Linked DNA regions of Homo sapiens: region 2 is linked to region 1. The links are chromatin loops, found by intact Hi-C in ENCODE. Cell type or tissue: PC-9. All regions are shown on one strand. Each heading gives the region's core, and the rest is flanking DNA. Links, peaks and the distances in the headings are about the cores only.

The links. Peaks named below come from ENCODE experiments on the same cell type or tissue, not always from the same donor. Only the 100,000 strongest peaks of a DNase experiment are listed, where the experiment ranks them.
Region 2: it touches region 1 in a loop (2.7-fold over the local background); 5 of 110 quality-filtered maps call a loop at or near these places.

What each region holds. Positions count from the first base shown.
Region 1 is chr6:116,968,100-116,971,022 of GRCh38, forward strand. No RefSeq gene overlaps it. Among named protein-coding and RNA genes, the nearest start is that of RFX6, 92 kb to the left of the region's middle. In PC-9, for the core only: CTCF peaks have their summits at 1,283 (motif pointing left) and 1,482; no DNase peak of the experiment used is centred there.
Region 2 is chr6:117,166,465-117,169,387 of GRCh38, forward strand. No RefSeq gene overlaps it. Among named protein-coding and RNA genes, the nearest start is that of VGLL2, 98 kb to the right of the region's middle. In PC-9, for the core only: no CTCF peak of the experiment used is centred there; a DNase peak (open chromatin) is centred at 1,667.

The DNA.
Region 1 (2,923 bases), core at 325-2,824:
GTATTTTATTATTATCATTATTATTTTACTATTACTATTTTTCTATTATTTTTATTATTATTTTACTATTATGATTATGATTGCCTCAGCATCAGGGATCTTTGAACATAAAGGGGAAAAATGGTAGCACTATTTCACTTTGATATTTCTAGCAAGCTCCTAGGTGATGCTGATGGGGCTAATCCATGGACCACACTTTGAAAAGCCAGGTTGAGCCCTTTTGGAATCTCTGGCCGTCCTCCATAACCACAGTTCAACAAGATCTCCAAGTGAGTCCTATGTAAACCAAAGTGTAAGAAGCACTAATGTAGGGTACAGATCTTCTGATGCAAGAATTCTTTCTACAAGAGAGACTGTGAGGACAAGTTTACTTTGTGCTAAACAATAACAATTATGTTAATGGAGGTACATCGTTTTGAGTTTTCTTCTCCTTGTGTCCTGCAGGAAGAAGGATCAGTTGAGGAGGCAGCTGATGTTACAGAAGAGCTGACCCTCACTCACTGTCACTGAGGCAGCTAAGCTTGACTCCCTTGCTTTTTATAGAATGAGGATTTGAAAACAGCTGGGCTGCTGTGTTCTTAGAGTGTTACTAGCTAGGCCAAAGTGGATCAGCTGTTACTAGGGTCCCTTTAAGCCTTTCTTGTTGTGGCTTGGTTCATTTTCAAAGGCAGCAAGTAGAAAAGGTGCCTAGTGCTTCTCCCTGTCCAATGCAGCTAATTGCCCCTCAGTTCTGAGCAAAAGGCATCCCTTGTGCTTTGATGCCTGAATGTATGGGAAGGTGCAACTGGTTTACTTGTCTGGGGCCTCTCTGGGAGAGATTTGTAGTCCCAAATTTATCATGGGGGTATGTAAAGGGACATGGGTTGGAAACAGCAGAGACTATTTTCCCGTCTGAATCTCTGTCCTTAATCGAAAGTAGAATGGTTTCTACCTCACTGTTGGTCAGGCTTTGAGGAAACAGAAATGGAGAAGTGGGAAAAGCTATGGGAGAATTAAATAAGGGGAGAAAATTCAAAGGAATTTTCTAGCTCCGAAGAGAAATTTAGACCACAAAAAGGAGAATCTTGGATTCATGCCCCCTGGCTGCATATTATCAGAATAATCTTTGTATTACAGTGGGGTAAGAACGAAACAGGTCTGCTATAGATACTCACTTATCAATCAGGAGTCAGAGTCTATAAAATAGAGGTGAAGTAAGAAACAGGTTAATAAGAGAACAGTATATCTACAATCTGTCTGGTTCAAATAGCCTCATCCTCTTTTGAGAAGCCAAATCTACGCTCACTACTCCCCCTGCTGGATCTACAAGAGTAGATTCCCAGATTCATAAACTGCAAATCATTCATTTAACCTGCTCTCTATGAATTAAGCACTTGCACTGAAGTACGCAATGCCATTTTGATGGAATGGGGAGAACAAGGCCAACTCTTATATTTCTGACTGTTTATATTGCTAGATAAAAAAGAAAATCCAGCATAACTTATTTTCCATAGGAAAGAAAAATAAAAGCAAAAGGTCCCAGCTGTAGACACCTTGATAGCATTGATATGTAAGTATTCCTAGAAATAATGAATAAGTATTCTGCATGTACTACAGCAGCAAGACTTGCGCAACTTCTCCTCCCCTTTCTCTTTCTGTAAATCTCACAGCAAGGACAGTGAGTGCTTCCTTCTTTCTCATTGCAAATGGAAATGCTCTCGGCATGCTGGCTTCAATGGCAAGTATTGCATTATTTTAAAAACTTTCAGAGAAAAACAGTAAGAATGATTGAACAGCTCACCACGGGCAGGTAAAATCTATTAAAAGCATTTTTATTCTTTATTTCTAAAATAGTTTGTCATAAACATCCCTCCTTAATTCCTCTTTCCATCTTAATCAGGAAGCTTTTATCATGGGATCATTTTAAAAATTTTATTGTGGATAATTTCAAACCTATACAAAAGTGAAAAAGATAGTACCACCCTCCACACACTCATCCACCCAGCTTCAACAGTTATTGACACAGGTCCAATCCTCAGTGTCTAACTTTCTCCTGTAGCATTATTTTCAAGTATATATCACACATATTATTTCATTAATAAATGTTCTAGTATGTATTCTAAAACATACTAGACTATTATTCATTAATTATATACAGATTAATATATATTTATATATACTGTTATTATATATTTATATATTTATATTAATATATAATATATATTTTATATTAATATATTATATTAATTAATATATAATATCTATTATATATAGTTCACTATATAGAATGAACATAACTATAATATTATTACTAGACTTAAAATTAACATTTCTTAATATAGAATATCCAGTAAGTGTTCAAATTCTAATGCCCTATGAATCATTGATTTTTCATAATTTGTTTGAATTAATTTCAAAGTAAGGTTCACAAATTGTGCCTCATTGATATGTATTTTAAGACATTTTAATCTACACATTTCTTCTCCAACTCTCTTTTCTTTGCAATTATTTTTGAGGAAGCCAGATTGTTTGTCCCATAGAATTTCCTTCTTCTGGATTTTACTGATTGCACCTCTGTATATTTTAATAAGTTTTTTTTTGTCCTCTGTATATTGGTATTTGAGCCTAGAGGCTTGCCAAATAGGTTGAATTTTTTAAGCAAGATTACTTTATAGGTAGTGGTGTGTTCGTCTATCAAGAGGTATCAAGAGTCTGATGATTACTCCTTTGTCCTGTTAGCAGCTGTTGATGCTCAATGCCTAAACAATTAATTCATTCATTGTGGGTTGGAAGATAATGATAGTAATGATATGCTAATTCAATAATTTCTTATGTACTTAATAACTGGACTATTCTACAGAAAAATACTTATGTTTGGTTACCCAGTGATATAGTTTGTGTAGGAAAGACAAGTTACTAATTTTTACCTTCTATTTACTAATTA
Region 2 (2,923 bases), core at 285-2,784, 200 kb after region 1:
AAAGGAAAAATAAAATTTTTATTTTTCCTTTAAAAAGAAAGGAAATGCCTATGGCATGGCAGAAAGGATGGCCATCCCCACACTAGAGAGGGCTACTTTGTTCCTTCTTTGACACCAAGAGCCAGTGATAAAGGTCTGGAGAGAGGTGTGATTGTTGTTAGGTGTGACTGCTAATTTTGTGTACCAACTTGTCTAGGCCAAGGTACCCAAATATTTGGTCAAACATTATTGTGGACGTTTCTATGAAGATATTATTTAGATGAGAATAACATTTAAATCAATAGACTTTGAGTAAAGCACATTGCCCTCCAGAATGTGGGTGGGCCTCATCCAATCAGTCAAAAGCCTCAATAGAAAAAGACTAAACTCTCTCCAGAAGAAGAGAGAATTCAGCCAGCAGCCTGCCTTAAGACTGCACCAGCAACACCACCTCTCTTCTGTGTCTCCAGCCTGCCTGCCTATTATGCAGATTTTGGACTTGCCAGCTTCCATGATTGCGTGAGCCAATTTCTTAAATCTCTCTCTCCAATCCCTCTGTTTTGCCCTATTGTACTCCCTTTTTCCACAACGTCCAAACCCATAAAACATTTATCCATACTTGTATGCCTTCCCTTTTTTTGAGTGCAAGAGATGTCTCTGCTCCTTTCCAGTGATGATCCTTGCTGTTAAGCTCACATCTACCTCCTATTGAGTCCTTCAGCAACTTGACTTAAAAGTATTTTCCTTTTTTGCTTGAATATCATGTCTCTGACTTCTCTACTGACTGTTATCTTTGAATATACACCCCTGCTCAAGGTGCTTTCATCCAAAAAAATTCTTACTTCAACCTCGCCTGAATCATAAGTGAACACCACAACTCTATCTTCCCTCCCTACCAGACTTTCCTCCCTAATTTCCTGTTTATATTCTATCCCCCACTCTACTGAAAACATTGTTAATCACCATAATGATAACTGAATTTTAACATGCCTATTATGGACACTTTATAAAAAATACTTTGTTTTTAACACAGCTTGTGAAGCAGATAGTATCATTAACCCTATCATTTGTAAAAGAAAATTAAGGCTTAAAGGCATTAAGTAGCTTCTTCAAGATGACACAGCTATCAATATTTAAACCCGAGTTGATGTGATGTCTTTTAACATCTAGTTCTGCTTGCTTACTCATTGGCATTTTCTGACATTCCCTGACGTTACAGTACCCATTCCCCTGTCTCTGTTCTCTTTTGCAAGCTTCTGTTTGCCCACTGGGGGAGCTTGCGCCCTACTATTTTTCTGTTGGCGATCCACAGTTTCCTTAACAGCAGATCCACTAGCAGAACAGCTTCAGTGACTCTGCCCTCAAGTTGAGTGTGCTGCCTGTGAGGCACAGGCATGTGGCCACTACAGAAGCATGGTCTGAGAAAGGGAAGGCTGTCTGCACCTGCTGTGTCCAGCCAGGCTCTGAGTCATGCGGTGAGTCCCTAGTGGAAAGTGAGGGAAGCAGAGGGGCAAACGTGGGCATGCCTTCCACACCCTTCAGGGAATGCAGAAAGAAACCAAGACCAAGAAAGAAGAGCAGCACAGCCGGAAGAAAAGAAAGGCAACCCTGAATACAATCCTAAGAATTTAGTTTCATGAAGAGAGCATGACCCTCTAACCACACTTACTTAGAAGGAAGCTGGCTTACCACCAGAAAAGGCTGTTGTGTACCAACAGTAGTTTCACCACCGTGCAAAGAATGCATTCCTTACACGCAGCTGCAGCATGCCAAGCTTCCAAGCTTTCCCTCGGGCTATCATCTAAAATAGACTCATTCCCATGAATGCTCTCAATTCTGAAAAATACCTGGTTTTCCTCTCCAAAACATGTTTAACTTTTAACAGGTGCCTCCTGTGCCCAAAGGAGTAATTATAGTGAAGCCCTCAGGCATCTTTCCTGACCAGTGACAGGATATTCGGTGGGATACCAGGTCAAGCTGGATAGACATTTATCTTGTTCCCTTAGAGATAAGTCCTGGTTAAGGTTGTAACCCAAGCATTGCCTAATTCCACATTGGATCCATCATCCATGAATTTAGGTACACATCTTTGATTCCATTTGCATTTTCACATTCCTCCTGGAATCCAAAGTCTAATCTTCCCATGCCCTGGGATAGGAAGTGGAGGCACCATCACTGCAGAGATTTGGCCTCTCCCATGGAAGCCATTATGCTCCTGATCCAGAGCTTTGTGGCACCCATTTCCCCCACTTATGTGAAGAGGCTGTCAAAAAGCTTCTCTTAGCAAAGCAGTGTTGGGTTACCAACAGCTGGTAACTGTTCTCTGCAGCCAGGCTGCAGGCTAGTGGGCAATTACGGGTTAAATGTGTGAGGTTGGCTGTGGGTGGCTGCTCTATAACCTGGGCCTCCTGGAGACATGATGCCTTAACTGGAGGATGGCTCTCATGGTAGGAATTACAGAACCTGGCAAGACGGCAGGGAGAGATATTTCAGGGCAGTCAGGCTTTCCAGAACCCAAAATAACAACCAGTAAGAGGCGGCCTACATGGCCCCCACAGAAGGTCAAGCCACCCCTGCTCTGTCAGCATGAACCCTTTGAATCATCTCAACACTTTCTGTTTAGCCAAGCTCTCCCCTCTCCCTGCCCACCATCCTTCTCAGGCTTCAGAGTTATCTTTGAAATGGAGAGGCAATCAGGAATCATTTATCTTTTTACTTAGACTTGATAGAGAATGTCAAATGGGTAAGGCACAAGCTACTGGGGAGACAGCACCCTCCTCTGATCACAGGACTGGAGAAGCTCAATGCTGAGGCAGTCATAGAGAGCTGGCTAGAACTCACATTACCACGATTGCTCCCACAAATCCCAGTTATCCCAAGGATACCGAATCTGTTCCTTGAACCACTGCTCCTTTTCCCTCAAAATGAGTGATGTAAGTATGAC